Regions from separate parts of the Homo sapiens genome. Here region 2 is linked to region 1. Evidence: read pairs that join two places in POLR2A ChIA-PET (ENCODE). Cell type or tissue: IMR-90. All regions are shown on one strand. Each heading gives the region's core, and the rest is flanking DNA. Links, peaks and the distances in the headings are about the cores only.

The links. ChIA-PET counts read pairs that join two places held together with the same protein. Peaks named below come from ENCODE experiments on the same cell type or tissue, not always from the same donor. Only the 100,000 strongest peaks of a DNase experiment are listed, where the experiment ranks them.
Region 2: POLR2A ChIA-PET joins it to region 1 with 6 read pairs; 1 of 35 experiments calls an interaction of 5 or more read pairs at or near these places.

Annotation. Positions count from the first base shown.
Region 1 is chr10:34,500,508-34,510,870 of GRCh38, forward strand. The region is part of intron 3 of PARD3 (par-3 family cell polarity regulator); the gene reads right to left. Among named protein-coding and RNA genes, the nearest start is that of PARD3, 310 kb to the right of the region's middle. In IMR-90, for the core only: no CTCF peak of the experiment used is centred there; no DNase peak of the experiment used is centred there.
Region 2 is chr10:34,141,809-34,152,171 of GRCh38, forward strand. All of the region lies in intron 22 of PARD3 (par-3 family cell polarity regulator), which reads right to left. Among named protein-coding and RNA genes, the nearest start is that of LINC02629, 240 kb to the left of the region's middle. In IMR-90, for the core only: no CTCF peak of the experiment used is centred there; a DNase peak (open chromatin) is centred at 4,203.

The DNA of each region.
Region 1 (10,363 bases), core at 5,019-7,518:
AAGGCAGGCAGATCACCTGGGGTCAGGAGTTTGAGACCAGCCTGGCCAACATGGTGAAACCTCATCTCTACAAAAATACAAAAATTAGCTGGGTGTGGTGGCTCATGCCTGTAATCCTAGCTTACTCAGGAGGCTGAGGTGGGAGAACAGCTTGAACCCAGGGCATGGAGGCTGCAGTGAGCCAAGATCACACCACTGCACTCCAGTCTGTTATGTTCCAATAACAAAAGTTACATAAAATAACATAAATTATAATAACATAAAATGAATACAGTAACGTAACTTGTGTAACAATAATTTAATGCCTAAAAGTAAAATAAGTCATACAGAAGGAAAGAGGAGAGCTTGAACAAGAGAGAGTACCAGTGAAAGAATGAAACTTCCTAACATGCACAATATTCACAACCTGTACATAATTTTTCTCATCAAAATTTCCCATCTACAGCACTAAAAAATTACTATATTACTTTTAATTGTGCAAAAGAGTTAAAAATAACTAATTTGTTACCACAGATTTTTGTTTTTTATCAAGCAACCACAATTATATAATGGCTAGAGTTTTATTTGTACAAATATTGCCCCATATGGCTCACCTAAATAAAAAATGGTCTCAAAGAAATACTCACTGATATGGCTTGGATACTTGCCCCCTGCCCAAATTTCATGTTGAACTGTAATCCCCAATGCTGGAGGTGGGGCCTGGTGGGAGGTGTCTGAATCCTGGGGACGATTCCTTCATGGTTTGGTGCTGTCTTCATGACAATGAGTTCTCAGGATATCTGATCATTTAAAAGTGTGTGTGTGGCACCCCCCTCTGCCCGACTTGCTCCTGCTTTCGTCATGTGACGTGCCTCCTCCCCCTTCAACTTTCACCATGATTATAAGCTTCCAGAGGCTTCCCTAGATGCCAAGCAGATGCCAATGGCATGCTTCCTAGAAAGCCTGCAGAACAGTGAGCCAATGAAAGTTACCCCAGTCCCAGGTATTTCTTTATAGCAATGTAAGAATGGGTGAATACACTCACTAGATCATTACTGTTCATTACTTTCCTTCCCAAAATACTGAAATCAAAATGATCAGCCCATTAATATCACTAGGTCAGATGCTCATTTCATATTATCATGGAAGACGATGTATTTGTAAAGTGCGTTATTTTCACACTACCGTAAATATTTAAATGCATGTAAAATGTGGTAGGCAAAATAATGCCCTCCCACCCTCCTCCCCGCCAAAAAAAAAAAGATGTCTACATCTTAATCCCTAGAACCTGCCATGTTACCTTACATCATACATGTGATTAAGGTAAAGACCTTGGCATCAGGACATTACCCTAGTGGTATGGAATGAATGTTGTGTCTACCAAAACTCAAGAGTGGAAATCCTAATCCCCAAGGTGATGGTATAGGATGTGGGGCCTTGTGGGAAGCTGTGTCCTCATGACTTGGATTAGTGCCCTTATTAAAATGACCCAATAGAGCTTGTTTGCTCCTCCCACCATGTAAAGACATATTGAGAAGTAAAGATCTATGAGAAGGCAAGCCTTCACTAGACACCAAAACTGCTGGCACCTTGATCTTGCACTCGCAGCCTGTAGGACATGAGAAATGAGGTTTGGTTGTTTATCAGCCACCCAGTCTAAGGTATTCTGTTGAAGCAGCCTGAATGGACTTAGACAGTGGGCTCATTTGGATGATCCTGAGTCTCACTCAATTCAAGACTATGTAGTCACATGAGTCTTAAACGTGGAAGAGAAGGTCAGAACGGAAGAGTCAGAGAGAGATGTAACCATAGAAGAAGGGTCCACAAGGTACAAGGTTGATAATGCTAGAGATGGAGGAAGGGCCATACACGAAGGAAGGCAAGTGGACTCCAGAATCTGGAGAAGGCAAGAAAACAGATTCTCACCTAGAGCCTCCCGCAGGAAGGCAGCACTGCCAACCCTGGATTTCAGCCCAGTGAGATCCACACCAGACTCTGACATGCAGGACTGTAATAAACTCTTAAGCCCTAACATGATGATGATTTGTTATAGCAAGAATAGACTAGTACTAATTGTGTGTGTAGCGATATATAGACACACACACACAGACACTCAGAACTACATATACCCTGCTTTCCAAAATTGGAAAAAATAAACTATACATTAGACTTGGCTAGGTGTGGTGGTGACTACCTATAGTCCCAGCTACTGGGGAGGCTCAGAGAGAGGATTACTTGAGTATGGGCAACATAGCAGGATCCCATCTCAAAAAAAACAAAAACAAAAAACAACAACTTTGATTAAACTAATTTCCCACTTTTGAAGAAAAGAGAAGGACAGATCTTAGACAAGGGGGAGAAGTGAGGAAGGCAGAGCTGGTGACTTCTTTTCTGGCAGAAGCACAGACACAGGCCCATGCATATCTCTGCCCAGCTGGCTTTCCTCCCTCTCCTCATAAGGGATCCAACTGAACCATGGATCACAGACCCATACTCAGAATTAAATGCAGTTTTATGCCTCAGTGTCCTTGTTTCTGCCTCCCATTCCCAACTCCCTTATTCTGGTTATTAAAAAAAATTGGCTATTATCAAATATTAGTAGATACTCATGTACTACTTAGACAAACTGATCACCAGCTGGTTTTCCTTGTTCTAAGCCACAAATCATTAGGCTATAACATCTCTGCCAAGCAATACAATATTCTTTTCCAATTCATTAACACAAATTCTGTATTTAAAATAAATACTTCTCAAGCTGTTTTAAATAACAAATTAACGAATGAGTCGGCCATGGCTCAAAATGACATTTTAATTAAATGTGATGATAGGTTGAGTACCCTAGCAGTTCACTAAAATGCCCTTTGCTTACACTTTTTCCATATTATGGTTGGGCAGAGGCATCCCTAACTGATCTAACTGTATTTTCTCATCTTAAACATGGGATCTATCTTTAAAAGATAATTTATTCTTAAATTACATGCTATTCCTATAATCCTTCCATATATAACCTCACTAAATATCAGCTCTGTGTGTGCCTACGTATATATGTATTTGTATATACAGACATTACATACTTTTTAAAAAAATTACTACCAAAGTACTACTAAAAAGACAAGAAAAAGAGGCTTTGTGTGATATGGTAGAAACACACCGCAGGATAGACAACAGGCTGCTGTGATGGCTATTACATATTCATCCTTTCCTCTGTGAGGAGGAGTGGGAAAGTGACTTATAGCGGCTGTTTAATCCCTAGGGTAGAAAATTTAAGGTGCAGAAAACTTTCCACAAGTTTTAGAGAGAACATAGGTAGAAAGGCATTCTATGCTGGGAATACACAGTGTGCCAGTACACAAGAATAAACAGGTTGATGGTTTGGATTTATGAGAACAAGAAAGGAGAAATAGTAGATGATGTCATAATGCTCCTTTTATAGAGTTATGAAAATCATTCATTTCATATCTGGTTAACTGCTTTCAAATGCCAGTGAGAAAAGTAGTTAAAGCAGGGATCAGTTCTGAGACATGAAGATTTTATAAAAACGAGCTTTACTCTGGGAAAGTGCTATCATCAACCCATTCTTGAGCAAAACCATGCTCACTGCACTTCCACATTCACAAGCCATGCAGTATACACACTGGAGCCCCCAGATTTTTTTTTTTAAGAGATGGGGTCTCACTCTGCCACCTAGGCTACAATGCAGTGGTATGATCACAGCTCACTGCAGCCCGAACTCCTTGGTTCAAACGAGCCACTTGCCTTGGCCTCCTGAGTAGCTGTGAGCCACCAGGTACAGCTATTTGTATTTTTTACTCTTTTTGTAGAGACTGGATCTTACTATGGTGCCCATGCTGGTCTTGAACTCCTGGCCTCAAGTGGTCCTCCCACGTCTGCCTCCCACAGTGCTGAGATTACAGGCTGAGCCAATGTGCTTGTCCCCAAGATTAAAAAAAAAAAAAAAAGAAAAGTATTTGTTGATATGTAGGCAATAAATTGACAAATAATAGTTTGTAAATTACTAATTTACCAATCAATATAAATAAATTGAGTAAACACAAAATAACACCATGAATTAATAAACTGATTTAGACTTCTTTTTTTCCTTTAAAATGTAGCCCAGAGAGAGACTACCAGCTGTCCATTCCATGGAAAAGTTAGAGGTGAGAATCTCAGAGGCACACTTATCAGCACCTTGCTGGCTTGTGGGCAGCTTTCTCTTAGTCACTGAAAAAGAAAGGAGTCACTGATTGGGAGTGACTCAGAAATTCTGAGATATGAGGCACCTCTCCAGCTGGGTAGAGGAGCCAGGCAGGAGCAAACAGAACTGAGGACACAAAGCCACTGCTGACACTAAAAGCAACGAACAAATAAATAAGCAAACGTATTATCAAGAAGTAAAGGAGAGATCTATATCAAGTGCAGCGAGAAGAGGGGAAAGAATTGTATCTGCCAGGCTTTCATGCTGACAAAATAATCCACAATATGGGTCTCTGTGTGACATGCACCAACAGAAAAACGAACCCAAGTACCTGGTTGGATTGAAAGATAAAAACAAAAAAAAAGAACTCTTGTTTATTGACCAGTGTACAATCTAATCTTGGCAAATACAACAAACACTTTCAGGCAATTATTTTCTCCATGTAACACACGTCTTACTACCATTTGGAAATGGGATTTCTTGCTTTGATTTAAACAGGCTTTCTTAACATATTCACAGCTACATTCCCATTACAAATTTTCAAGTGTAAGTAACTATTTCTGCTTCCGATAAACAGGTAACATAATTAGGCAAATAAGGCTTATTCTCATGCAAAGGTAACAGTACCAGGCAAGACCTCAGAGTCAAGTCAAATATAATAGTCAAGGGTAAAAGGAAGTGAAGAGGGAAGAATTGGGCAGTGGGGAAATCTTTTGTGTGGGAAAAAATGAATGTGTAAACCTGTTCTTCCCTAAGATTTCATCAGGTTTTGAATGATACAGAGAGCTTTGTGCACAGGGGGTCCAGTAGCACATGGTTTGGGTCTAATTTCAAAGGCAAATTCTGGTGAAATCTGTGACTCACGCCATCCTAACGGGCCACATGTCAAGGCTCTGTGGACACCCTACAGGCAGCCCTGTGGACCCCCAACAGGCAAGCCTTTCCAGATGAATGCCAGGCCAATGTCTACATCTGATGACATGGGGCAGGATATCTCTAAAAAATAATACTTCCCTGGCCAATGGACTGCACCAGTTACTATTATAAAGTGTAAAATATTATATTACATATGTGTAATGATTTTTAATTTCAGGCATCACAGAGATGCAATTAAATATATGGGCCAAATGTTTATTCTGCTTAAAGACAACTTAGAAATACTGATGCCAGGCTGCATGTGGTAGCTCACGCTTATAATCCCAGCACTTTGGGAAGCTGAGGCAGGCTTGAGGTCAGGAGTTCGAGGCCAGCCTAGCCAACATCATGAAAGCCCATTGCTACTAAAAATACAAAAATCAGCCGGGAATTGTGGCAGGTGCCTGTAATCCCAGCTACTGGAGAGGCTGAGGCAGGAGAATCACTTGAACCCAGGAGGTGGAAGTCGCGGTGAGCCGAGATGGCACCACTGCACTCCAGCCTGGGCAACAGAGGGAGACTCCATCAAAAAGGAAAAAAAAGAGAAAAGAAAAAAGAAATACTGATGACATAACAGATAGGAACTGCAAAGATGCTTGGGCCCCACCAAAGTCAGGAGTTTGGAAATGCCACAGATCTTGAGGGGTAATAAGTACTCATACATTTTCAGCAATACCTCTGCTTGTCCTGAATTTGGAGACCTGGGCTTCAGTTATGCCATGAGTACAGAATATGTTATTATTTTACATCAAGCCTCAATTTCCAAATGGTAAACATCAGGAAGGTGAACTGGGAAGTTTCCTAAGGAGCTGTTGCACCCAACACATTTATGAAAATCTTTTCTAAGTCTCTCCTATACAATATATTGATGGCCTCAATGGGGAGAAGTCATGCACATGTCTCAATTTTCATGAGCCCAATGGGAGCAAAGAATTCCCGGGCAACGCAAGCAGATATAAATGACATGATACACTGAAGAGAGTATAATGTTATCTAAGTCTGCTCCACTGTCAAGTCCACAGATGAAATGTTTCAGTCCACCGAGGTGATCACTTACATGTTATTAATGTGTTAGAAAACCTAATATTACTTATGTCTCTAGGTATGGAAAATATATCTTGTTCGTGTTTTATGGATGAAAAATGTCAACAGGCAAATTAAAAAATAATTTTACAACAAAAATCACCATGTTAATGGCCATTTAATTGGAAATCTGAAGGATAAAGTAAATTTCATTGTGATTGCAAATATCAGTGAAAAAGAAGATTTTATTGGTGTTATTTAAATATAGTTCTCTGGAACACACAAGTTGATTCACAGTGCTCCTGCTGCTGCACTGCCGCCGCCTGACAGCCTGTCTTATCCGCCAAATTGCTCATTAGGTTTGGCAATTTTCACCTGCGCCTCCAGTTTATCTTTCAGCAGGGAATACACATCAGTCTGCTTTTACCATCTTCTGCAGTGAGCTTCCAACACCCCACAGTAGCACAGTGTCCCTGATCTGCAACCCTCCAAACACATCTTGCATATACACCATTATTTTTAAATGCCAATACAGCTCCCAGTTTTCTAACCAAAACTACGGGAGAATATGCAAAGTAAGCCCTGTATTACAAATACTAAGATGACCAATAATTTACTTAATTTTTTAATGCAAAAAAGAACACATAAACCATATAAACTTAATTTCTTAAATGCTCATCTTAAGAGAGTATTTCTGAGTGGGGTGCAGGGGACAAGAGGGCAGAGGATCCTCTTCCAATTGGCTCTGACCCCTCCAACCTTTGTTACAGGTCAGAAAAAAGAGTACTCCAATTTATAAATAAACAATAGAGGTAACGTGGCAACGGGAACAAAGAGGTAGCTGAGAGTACTACTCAGCTCTCTGCCTGTGCCTGATTTTGCCGATCCCTGCCAATGAGCACTGTGACATTCAGATCAATTAAAAAAACAAAAAAAAAAAAACAAAAAAGGAGATACTTTGTGGGCAAAAAGCACCAAAGATATAAAACAAAATGTCTGAAACCCCATAAAACAACTTCTGATGGAATACTGTTTTTCATTTTGCAGAAGTAAAATATTCACCACCAACCCTGCAATTAGCTAGAAAATTACAATAATTACAGCAATTTTGTATCCCATCTCCAATCCAATTAATAGATATATGACCTTGTCAACATGTAATAATCAGATTGCATCTACAACAAAACTGGATGGGTTTTATATGCTGAATAGAACTTGCACAGTAAGAAGGTAATTATTTGAAATACTGAGAATACCATTTGTATGCCATGCTCCACTTCACAAGTTAAAAGGAAATACAATAGGAATATTATTTCTATTTGCAATATGTACTTACATCAGATCCAGAAAATAGTACTCTGATACCAGCAAATGTTAGAAGGACAGATCTCTATACCAAAGGTGTTGGATATTCTAGAAAGACAAAATCAATCTGTATATGCTTGCTAAGAAAAAAAATTAAGAAATCAAGAAGTGGGAGGGGGCACTAACTTAGGTACAAGCTTTCTATAACAATTATTGATATTTCTTTAAGGTCTAAATGTTAGGAAGATAGTAAAATCTTATCAGTTAATTAAATACCATCATTTCAGACAAATTTCCCAAGTAATGGATAAAAATTAACTAAAATTAACATAGCTAATAAAAAGTTAAAAATAACAAAAGATTTAAAAGGCAGCAAAAAAAGAAATGAAATAAATCAGATACTTTGTTTCCCCAAATTTTTATAGCAACACCATTTCCAGAAATTTCACCATTCCTCGGGCTTACATCATTTTCAAAGGAAACTTCATTCTTCAGTCTAGATCTTCCAGAGGAGATATTTAAAAATTTGAATTGTGAGGTAAAAGGAATCTAGCCATGACCTAAACCTGGGCTACCCTCAAATATCTGACTTCTACAAAAAGTCCTTGGGAACTGAAGGAAAAAAAAAATCATAGAGTGAAAAAGTCATACACAAAATATCACCAGCCTTGGACTCAATGATTTGCACCTGAACTGTGTGACCCTGAAAGCTTCAGATCTAAGCCTGATTTGTTAATATTGAAAATAAAGACAGTTAAATGTATATCACAGACATGGTTCCAATTTGACTCTGTAAAAGTTCCACTCCATCTACCTAAGGGGCCAGTAGTGTCCCATTCCAGAATACATGTCCTAGTTACTTGGGCTGAGTAACGTCTCAACCTCTTTACACATCCCCAGGAAGTGGATCTGCACTCAGGAGACATGATCGCGCACACCATTCCACAACTATCTGTTAGTCTAGTGCTTCTCCTGTGTCACAGGCTGCATTAGAACTGTGAACATTATCTCATTACTATACAAAACCATCCTGAGGCAGGTACTCAAAGAGGCGACCAGTGTAATTACCTACTAACCTTGCCCAGTGTCCAAGATGGTGTGACTCTCTTTCCTGTACTCTTTCTGAAATGTAAACACTCTATATTACAAAGGAGTATCTGCATAACAAGCTCATGTTGAAAGCATAAGTAGAATATACTCCCATAAAGTATAATATACACTCAAACTTATCAAAATCTGGGTGGGGAAAAAAACCCCAACAGTTATGTAGAATATCTAGTAACCAGTTTCCTTCAGAGCAGAACATGCATCTACCTGGGAGCATGCAAAGACCTTCCGAGAGATACATTTTAAGGTATCCCATGTCAAGCTCTTCGTGTTCAATATGCATCATTCCCTAAAAAGGTTCTACGAGCCTGAAAACAAGGGGGTCAAGGTGTAATGTGGTTTCTTCCCATCCAATTCTCCATGGTCAACAGCCCCAAAGCCAGTATGTCCATGAGGCAGTGTCCAGGGCCACAATAAGTTTAGAAGCCCAGGATAGTGTTTTATTTTCCTTTAAAATCAAAACAGAAAAACAAATTTTTAGAGTCAAAGAAAATGTTTTCACTTTTTTCTCATATCAGAAGAAAATGATACTCTTAGGAACCATGAAAATCAATTCAATGATGCATAAAATGGAAAAAGTACAATACTGAAATATTTAAAGTTAAATAAAATATAATTTTATGACTGATATTACTATGGTGAGGGCGGCCCATGATGGCCAAAGCGCCCAGAGTCCAGGAAAGTCATGATAGTGTCCTGAATAGCTCTTCTGCTTTGCAAAATTAAAAAACAAACAACAAACACACGCATCGAAAAAATGACAAAACAACAAAAAAAAAGCATCACCTGTCCTGAATCTTACAATTGATGTACAACTGTGCATAAAAACTTCCAGGATGACAAAGCACAGTTTAATACAGCAGCCACAAGGCTGAGAACATAAATCCCTCTGGATAACAAACACTTTTGCCACTCAACTAGTTTCTAGATCCCTCCTTTCAACAAAAAAGAAGGATATCATAAGCCAGTTTTCAGCTCATTGATATATCTATAAAAATAATTTCTGACAAAGGATCACTAATTGGTGTTTAGCATTTAACTTGGAGGGAATTAGAAGAATTGAGTAATACTGATGTAACAAAACTCCATTTACTCCCTAAGTTCTGACTCTCCTTCCAACGTAGGAACAACCAGAGAAAGCCAAATATGAAATTCTAAGCAATCACACCATATATGCCCCTCTTCTAGGTAGCCCACCTGCAGCTACCTCATGCCAGCAGTTTCCAATCAGAGCACACTCAAGCCTTCCCATTTCTCCATGCAAAAGCATTCCCACTCCTCAGCCTGCCTGGGAGCCTCCGTCAAAGGCAAGCCATGATAGCTGCCCCCTAACTACAGCAAGCTCTGAATAAATAGCCTTCACCTGTTCTCATTTGGATGGTCTTCACTTATTTCCACATTAAAAAGCAAAACGTTACATATTTGTATATTTGTGCTATTTTGATCTATTATATATTAATAATCACACAGTACTATATTTAAAATTTTAATGTACTTTGTTTGTTGCAAAGAAATAAGATGACCAATAAAAATATTCAAGCCTAAAAAAGATTAGGTTAAAATTCGGTGCTATATGGAGTGGGGGAAAAAAGTTCAAAGAGAAAAGTAATTAAATAAACCTTCAAACTACTAAGAAGTGCCTTGAGTGTGTGTTTCCTTTATTTTTTTTTAAAGTACCTTTATTAAGGATAATTTTGAACCAACATATAGAAGTAGACAGAATAGTATACTGAATCTTTAGGTAACCCATCCCCTAGCCTGTACTATTCTGAAGAAAATTCTAGAGATATTGTATTAATCATAAATAACTCATTACATACTACTAAAAGGTAAAGGTTC
Region 2 (10,363 bases), core at 3,114-5,613, 360 kb before region 1:
ACACACAAGAAAGCCCTAGGTAGCTGATCTTACCTAGTGTCACAAAAATGATCCAAGCTGGTCTCTACTCAAAAGGACAGCTGAATCTATCACAGCCATACCTCCAATGGGGCATCTACTGAAAACTCAGCACTAAAGTAACACTGCTTAGCAAGTTTTTAAAAATTATCATTGTCAAACTAATTATCAAGGTTTTGGTTTAAGAAACCATATTCGAATAAGAGTGACTATTGTGAGAATGTGTGTTAAGAGCTTTAAACCTCAAAGATGGTGGACTTCCTCAAGACCCTGTGAGGTACGTGGACAAAGGGCAGGGGCTGAGGTCTGGGCCTCCCAAGTCTCTTGACTCCCTAGCAGGCAATCTTAACATAGATTTAAGCAAGTAAAAGATGAGAGAAAATGTTTTCGGGGTATACCTATGAATTTAAATGCACTTTAGAAAATAAAATGTTGGCTGGGTGCCGGGGCTTATCCCTGTAATCCCAACACTTTGGGTGGCCAAGATGGGAGCATCGCTTTAGCTAGTAGTTTGAGACAAGCCTGGGCAACATCGCAAGACCCCATCTCTAAAAAAAAAAAAATTAGCTGGGTGTGGTGGTGCGTGTAGGCCCAGCTACTTGGAAGGCTGAAGCAGGAGAATTGCTTGAGCCCAGGAGTTTGAGGCTGCAGTGAACCATGATTGCACCACTGCACTCTAGCCTGGGTGAAAGACCGAGACTCTGTCAAAGAAAAAGAAAGAAACAAAGAAAAGAAACAAGGGAAAGGAAAGGAAGCGGGGGGCAGGGAGGGAGGGAGGAAAGAAGGAAAGACGGATGGAAGGAAGAAAGGACGAAGGAAGGAAGGAAGGAAGGCAGGAAGGCAGGAAGGCAGGCAGGCATCATTTTTCTTGGCACAATGCAAGAAAGCAGTTATAATGGTTAATGCCCAAAGTGCACTTACTTTTCATAGTGTGATTTTCTTGAATTCTCTAACAAATGGCAAGGACGTGTAAGGGATTCTAATAGGTTAGAGAACTGAAGAAAGTTTGTGGATTATATTATTCATTCAATAAAACCACTGGGGATACAAAGTTCAGCCAGTTGTGACCCACAGTTGAAGTCTGTGCCTCAAACTAAAATATACATTTAGGTGTCTGATTAAAGAGCAAATGAAATTCAATGTTACAGGTGAAAAATCTTGACAAACTAAAAAGAGTGAAAAACAGGAATACATTATAAAAATTTGAAATAAAGGCTGGGGGCGGTGGCTTATGCCTGTAATCCCAGCACTTTGGGAGGTCAAGGCAGGTGGATCACGAGGTCAAGAGATCAAGACCATCCTGGCCAACATGGTGAAACCCTGTCTCTACTAAAAATATACAAATTAGCTGGGTGTGGTGGTGCATGCCTGTAGTTCCAGCTACTTGGGAAGCTGAATCGCTTGAACCCAGGAGGTGGAGGTTGCAGTGACCTGAGATCGTGCCACCGCACCCCAGCCTGGCAACAGAGCAAGACTCTGTCTCAAAACAACAACAACAACAACAAAAAACTGAAATAAAAAGGCAATGGAAATTAAATTACAAAACCTGATGGGTTTTGATGACACAATAAAATGATTATCATGTTCTTCTTCATATTAGAAAGGTTTTATCATTCAGGCATAGAAACTAATTATAGAACCATTATTTTAATTCTTTAATCATGAAATGATTACAAAGAATTCAAGGCGAACATTTTCTTTGTTTTTGCTTTCTGTCTTTAATGACAGCATAATTGCAAAACACTATACGAAACTAAGCTATGTTTTTTTAAAAGAAAAAATTCCAGTGCAATGCAGTACTTAATTCCAAATCATGTCATAATTCTAAATCATGGCTAAATTCTACAGACTTTCTTGAAATGACTCAGAATATTAAATAATGTAACAAGAGATATATCACCTGTAAGTTTCATAAGAGGCTAACTCTGAAACTTCTTTGAGAATTAGAATAAAAGTAGTGAAACATACATCTAATAACCAGTTTTCTAAAAAGAAACCATTAATGAAGAGTTTGTATTACTGTTTTTAAAACATTTTAAAGATCATTAAAATATTCTTCCTGATTGATTTTTTTACTTCTATTTATGCTCTTGATGAACTTCATAATTATTCATTAATAATTTTCTGAGCTTTTTTTTCTATTTACAACTTGGCCATTATTTATCTGGAGAGAGGGAATAAATGACATAGAAATGTTAATTAATTTAACTTCTCATTTCAGATTTAGTTAAATTATTATATTAGGAAAACAAAAACAGTGTGACCATATTGGTTTGGAGTTATTGATAGATTTTGAAAACTGGAGTTATTGACAGATTTTGGAGTTACTGATAGATTGTGAAAGGGCTTGCAACATTCTTTTGTCAATTACATTTTTTTTTCAAAGTAATACTACATGTGCATAGTTTATATTTTAAAATGCTAAAAGCCTTAAAAGAATCATTAAAAGAAACTTCTTAAATGAAACTTCTGCTTCATCACATCTTGTCTCTCTGACCACCCAACCCCAAGACTTTTAAAGCTTTCAGTCGTTTTCTATGACATTTCTTTTTAACTCAACCTGAGATACTCAGAATGAATCCATTGTAATTCCTGGTTTGTGATACACTCTTGCTAGTGATGGTTTCATTGCTTACTTTCATTTAGTTATGATGAAAGTGCCATGCTCAATATTATTAAATGTAAGTTGCCAGTATGAATCTATTACACAAAGCAAAAGCTAGGAATTTAATAATAAGCCATGTCTAACCAAATTCCTCTGGTATTTAGACATTTCTGGGTAATATATTTATATCACTATCTCCTGATTTATTACTGTTAAACACACCTGTTGACTTCCTACAAAGGTAGATGAAGCATTAGCTCTCTTACACTCAAATCCAAATTCTGACTCCAAATTCCCATCTTCCACATCTTCCCAATATAATTATAGCAAAATTTATATGAAAATGATTTTACAATCTGATTTTTCAGATTTCCAGGAGAACAAGTCTATCATGGCTTATTAAGCCCAATTTTTTTCCTGGAGCCCTCTAACCTCAAAAGCTCCCACCACATACGCCAATCTAGGCTGCCTGCTTCCTGGTTTTCTGCACAGCAGAAGTCCTGGGACTTGTTAAAGCACACATTCGGTGGCTGCCTAAAAGGGTATTAGAACTAAAATATTTTGCGTTTGCATGCTTTAAATGTATGTATTCTATCATTACCACTCACTGACAGTTTGGCTAGGTATGGAATTTCAGGTAACAAAACATTACCCTTCAATATTTGAATGTGTTGCTCTATTATCTTCTAGCTTACAAGACTGATGTGAAGAAATCTGATTATATTCTGATTCTCAACTCTTCATTGTGTGTGTGTGTGTATATATATATATATATATATATATATATATATTTTTTTTTTTTTTTTTTTTACAGGATCTTCTCTTTCTGGTATTCCAAAACTTCACAATGCTGTCCTTTTTGAAAAATTGATTTTGCTCAGCACTAGGTGATTCTTTAATCTGGAATCTTAAGTTCTCCAGTTCTGGAAAAGATTCTTGTGTTATTTCTCTAATAATCTATCCTTTATTATCTCTGTTCTCTCTTTCTAGAAATTGTTTTCTTTAAATATTGGACCTCCCAGAATGAACTTTTCACTTCCTTTCTTTCTCACTATACTGCTCTTTGTCCTATAGCTCATGTTTTCCTTTATGGGAAACTTCTCAACCTCATCTATCAAGCCTTCTATTGTGTTTCTTAATACTGATATTGTATTTATTATTTTCTAAGAGTTCTTTCCCATTTACTCAATAATCCTTTCAATAGCCTCCTGTTCATCTTTGATGGTTTTAACATCATTTCTATTTCACAGAATTACTGTTTATAATTCCTTAATATTTTTCTCTTCTCTTAATTTTATGTTTCCTCCAAGTTCTTAAAGAAAACAAACAAACGTTGTTTGTTTTGGACTCTGTCTTCCACAATTATGGCTTTTCTGAAATGTTTCACATGTTTTTCTGCCCTTTTATATTTAAGAGTGAAGCACTAAAAAGCAGATTAGTCACTGTGTGCTTCAGGGGGGTTTATGAAATGGTGGACAGGAAGGCTGGGCAGAGTGTCACTTTTTTGGTTGGGAATTCTCATGACAGTGTATGTGGACTCCTTTTCCAGGGCAATTCCATGTCTTCCGAAGAGAATCTAGCAATCTTTGGTGCGGGGTGCATAAGCTTGATTCTTGACATTCCAGTGTGATTCTGTCATTCTATATTAACTATGTCCATTTTCACAAAAATAGAGTTACTATTTCTATATCTCATTCTGTTTCTTGTTTTGGAGTGATTTCCAAAAGGAAAAGAGGAAGAAATAGCTTTACTCTCTAATGTTAGACTTTCTAATTTCTGTTATTCTTAATTCTCAATTATTTTCAAATAGCTTAAATGTCTTTTCAAGAATAAAACTGGTATATGGATGCTTATATATTTTTTTAAGTAGACGAAAGACATGGATGTAAATGTTCCAAAATGGTAACAGCTATTGGTTATAATTACAGAATTATGTCCACCACTTCCTAACACACTTTAGGAATAATTTCTGTATTACTTTTTTACAATATTTATGGTTAATTTAGGGAGTACATTTTTAAAACATTGAGTTTGTAATCTACAAAGCTCCAAATACAAATACTGTTTTAAAGATTTAACCGAGTCCTCCACACTTTTTCTCCCAAGCACATGACCTGGTGCTATACTCAAACTAGTTTTCCTTTCTTTGACATGTGATGAAAATCACAGTTTGGCTTTAGTTTTTGCCCACATTTACTTCTGCTGGTCAATATGGTGACTGTGACATACAATTTTTAATCCTCTGTTTCAATCTTTGCTGGTCTTCACTCTTCGTTCTCCTGCTAAAGAGTGACCAGCTCCTATTCTGATCTCTCAGGAGTATCCCACTGATGCTGGTGACAAAGAACGTTTCCCACTTTTCCCACTGCATGCTCCTATCACCACTATGGAAGCGCATGCCTCAAGAATACAATTTCAGGCTCCAGCACATCCCCACCAGTAGATATTGTAGTTTTGTGGCTAAGGCGTGCAAATCGATACAAGTAAACTGAACCTGATTAAAGTTTCTGAAAATCACAGTCTTAGAAGAACCGAGTGGTAAGCTGATTAGCCAAAGGTTTACTGAAAGCCTTTTTTGTTTCAATCCTTGTGTTTGAAAATCCTTCTAGAAAGTAATAAAGGTCTCATCCATCTTGAAAAGAAGGAATAATGGATATTTAACTTAAAAAAAAAAAACTTTTGAGATTTTCATGACTCACTGTTGAGTACTTTGTAGAAAAAAAGGACGAAATTGAGTTCTTTTGGTTTCTCACTATTTTTCTGACAGACCCCCCACCTCACCCCGATAACAGCACTTTTATAGGTATCTACCTCTTGTTTCTAAAAGTGTAATTTGGAAACATATTGGCTAACTGTGGGTTTGCTTGGTTTCTAGCTAATTGAGACTTTATTGTATTGTTGCTTAATACATGATTTTAAAATTATACTGCAGCTGATTAAAATGAGAAAAATATATCTTTACTATTGTGGCAGAGTTTTTTCTTTTTTTCTCTAGTTTGACTTTTTTTCTCTCAATTTCAGGGATTTTCAAATTTCTAAAACAAAAACAAATCAATATTTAATTCCAGACTCAAATTGCTTAATATGTGGATAAAAACCTTTTGATCTTTATAAGTTTATATATATAGTAAAATTTTCCCTTTACAATGTCTAAATTTGCCTCTACATAATAAAATTTGTCTCACAATGATATCTACTTTAATTTGATACTTTACTAACTTTGTTTTGGAAAAAAATCCCAACTTAATATGATTATAGATTTTTAAAATATTTGTTTTTCTCTTTATATATATAATTTTTTAAAAAAATCTTTCAGCTCCTATGAAAGGGCTGGGAAAACAGAGTACTAGTATTACCCAGCCAAGGTGCTGCCAGATCATGAGCTCTAGGGCCAAAGGTCACAGGAATTCAGGGGCACATTTCAAAACCACCTGGTGCCTCAAGGCTCAGTAAGGAAGGGGGCAGTGCCAGCTTCTACCTGAGGACAGAGGAGAAAAGAATGGAGCAAAACATCTGCTAAAACTCAGCATGACCCTTCCCAAGCAGATTGGAACACTGCCTTGCCTGTATTTTATACTTCCAACCGATGTCCAAGTACTGGTGTGTAGGGAAACTAAGCCAAGACCAAATGGGACTAATGATGTGTTTGGAAGCATCAGAAGCCCAGAATGAATAGAGAGAGATACTGACAAACACACTGACATACATACGGACACAGGCATAGATTTAGATATAAATATCAGCAATTGCCTAACCCAGCCACTTATACTAAAGAACCGCTTTGGGATTCCTTTTCTTGAGCTGGAAAAGAAAAGCCTTAGAAAATACATACTGAAATATTAGCCACGTTTGCACAAGCCAACCACCTGACATGAAGCTACATTAAGCCTCAGAAGTCACAGGCCTCCACAGATACCGTTTTGTTTTGTCTTTTCTCATATTGTAATGTCTCTACAGACTGGCGCTGACATTGTTTCATTTTGATATCATAATAGTGTCTCCATGGATTTTGGCTGACATTTTGTTTTGACATTATGTTACAACAGACCTCCACTGACATTTCATTTTGTCACCACAACATTGTTTCTATAGGTTTCTGCTACGTTATTTTGTTTTGACATTAAAAATGCCATCTCTGTGGTCTCAGTGCAACATTGTCTAGAGAACTTTTGGAGAAGGTATGGGGGTGCATGAAATAGATAAGTGGCATCATACAGAACATTTAATGAAGTTGAAGATGTTTTCCATAGAGATAAATTTATACGATACTTAATATTTGCAACATTGTTTCCAAGTCCTAGGGTTTATTACAATATGGATTCAGTTAAGGTGTTAATTCTCTGTCTTTCCAATAAAAGGAGACCCCACAATCCCTTTTATATGTCAAAAACTTCAAAGAATTAATCCTCTATCCCTCTATTGCCAGAATCAAGTTTTTTTTTGTTTGTTTTTAATGAATATGGTCTGAATTTTGTGTTGCAGAACTGTAGGAAGTATTTACGAAGTAAACAACTATAACCCTTTTAATTGTTGAATTTAAGAAACCGTTGATCATGACACATTTTATAAATGTCTAAGAAGACAGAAAATGCTGTCAATTAAAATGCCATTGTATAATAAGTATCTTGATATCAGGGATTTTAAATTCTGAAAAGCTGAATCTTATAATTGATTAAAAATGGTGATGGTATGTATTAAAATTAGCACTACCAGAAACAGCAATAAAAATAATTGATGACCATTTGAGTATTTTTAAATAAATAATAGGATAAAAACATGAATCTTAAACTGATTTTGCAGTTTTAGGTAGAAATCATCTAGTGATTATCCTGAGAGAGGTTTGAAACAGACTTCCCCCTTTCCTGGTAGTCTCCTCTTTCTTCTTGTATTCACAAAATTCTCTATGAACATGTTACTATTTGTAATAAGACCAAGAATATTGACCTCTAAAGCTGCATACTTCTAAATTCTATTAACTTAAATCCCAGGAAAATATCTTTACAATGTAATGATATATCTTCAGATTTGACCAAAAGCCAATATGACAAATGGTCATAATGGGAATATTTCTGTGTCTTTGCAAGCTATATTAAAAAATGTTATTTGATTTGTTATATAATTTTTCTTCTATAATGTATATAGACTTCACAGTGAAATTATACAGCACAATTTAATGCCAGAGAAGGTGTTGCTACAGATGATCTCACGTTTATCAAAGAATTGAGCATAAGAAAATTCATGAATCTCAAACAAGTCTTTGTTTGAAAATGCTTATTCTGTTTCACAATTTATCTATTACAAGTATGTATATTAAAAATACTCCTAGAATTCAGCACTAGTGAAAGTATTCTCCACATGAACTAACATATTTCCTCTGATCGTAGATTAAGGATTTGATGTTGTTCTTTTTGCCTTGGCTGCCAGGAAACTCTGAGATTAAACTGATGTACAACTATAATTACTCTGTCATTCCAATTAGGTAGTCATATCAATTTTGTAATGTTCTTTCTATCATTTTTGTGTCCTTGTAAACTTCATTTGAACAGCTATTTTAAGAAGCTGCTTCAAATAATTTTTTGGAAATAAGGTGGTCTTAACTCATAGAGGGTCACAATGACCAATTTGTTAAGTATGAAATATAAAGCACAGAGTTTCTTGTCATATTTTGAATAATTTCTTCTGATACCCCTTATAGAAATCATCATATTGGCTTCAAGTATATGTGAATAATATGAGATGAGATACAAGTAAACATCTAATCCAGTGCTGACCACAGAAGAGGCACTTCATAAACACTCAATACGATGAAGAATAAGGACATCTAGGGAGAGACATAGAGTGGGTCATTAGAAACCCATGCCTGCAGCTCAGGAGAGAAGTGAAACTGAAGATATAGCTTTGGCAGTCATCGACATATACACAAGTGTAATGTAAGTCATGGAAGTGGATGAAATCACAGTGATAGAATATGGAGAAGAGGGCTGGAGATATATGATAAACCCAACCAACAACATTCTTAGAAAATAACGATTTTTACTTTTCATTGTAGTTGAGTCACAGCAAGAGAGAAGCAAAAAAGAAGCCTGGCTTGCTCATGAAGTCGGGATCTCGTGGGATGTTACAATGTGCTGGGTTTGAGAGCAGTATGTGAGGTGACGTGCCGGACTCTGCCGCAAAAGATTCATTGCTGGGAGCAGGTGGGAGACCTGAATCTCGCTGCTCCCTCCAGCTGGGCCTCAGGCTTGGGGAATACCTGGGCTATGGCAGGTGAATCTGCTTTGCTGGTGAACAGTCTTCTCAGGGGCTGCCAATCCAATTACTTCTATGAGTGCTAAGGTTTCACTAGTTACAAAAAACTCTAAAGTAAATTAAAAATTTGTTTAAATTCATAAAATATGACAGCTCTAAAGTATTATCATAATTATCCTCTCCAAGTCCATCTCTAAGACTAACCTTCCTACTTCCTCAATGTGAGATGAATACCTGCTGTCACATACATGTTTTGTCCCTTCTATAGTCTGGCTAGATTTCTCATGAAAAGAGGGAAAGAAATTGTATCCTTCTCTTGACCAAGTTCACCATATCCTCAGGATTTCTTTGCAGATGAACTATTTAGTTAATGCAGTTTCTAAGGCCCAGTGAATAGTATTGTGAAAGAGATTTTTCAAAGAAAGCTGATTGGACATCTTCAATATACACCAATACTTTCCAAACGAACAAACAAAAACTTTGTAAGCTTCATTTTTTTTTTTTTTGCCCTTATAATTTAGGACTATGATTCTGTGCAGGATTTAGAAGTAATTATCAAGTTAAAGATGTAATTAAAGATTTCACCAAGAAACGTAGTCTGATTAATGACAGTAAGGAGCCAAAGGACAGTAAACTTTTTGAATTTTTGAGAGAAAAGTCAGGATTTGTTATCAATAACTGTGGCTTTAGTCGATGTTTGGAAAATCAAGATGTTTGGCACTGCAGAGAAGAGAGGTTTTTTTTTAAATTTTATTTTACAACAGTTGTAATAAAATCCTTATTCTAAAAACATGAGTGTATATATGTACAGCTCCAAATTTTCCAATTAAAGCTTCAGTTTGAGGTATACATTTTTTATCCATTTTGTATGCATTAGGGAAAAGGTCGTGAGACCACACTCAAATTCAATCCATAAACGACACATTGTTCACATCTCGCCAAGTCATAACTGATGTTATAAAGGGTTGAAAAGCTTCAATTTAAAAAAATACAGGCATCCTCTCCTTTTCACCACAATGTGTTCTTAGAAACCACACCATAAAGTGGATCAGATTTTCCCATAGGAGCAATGTTATAATTGGAGGTTATGTTTCTGACCAAGGAGTTGGCTCCATGATATGGCAACAATGGATCACACAGGCAAAGATATAATATCTCTAAATCTTTATAGTAACTTTAATAGTAAAAGTAGATTGCAAGTACCACAAGACGGCTTTAAATATATTCTGTTACTTATTCAAGAGACCTCAAGATTCTATAAAATATACATATATAGTACTAAGGAATTTTTAGAACTTTGGCAAATGAACATGCTAATAACTAAATATTATAATACTTTTGCCTTTTCTTAAAAGACCAAAAATGGCTCTGCAGAGGTCTTAGATCCGAGTTCTTGAAGAGGAAGAAGGATGTCTTCTGGTTGAACCCTTTAATTTTACCCCAGAGACCCAATGTGCTTCTTATGTGATTTTTCACAAGATCTTTCTTTTA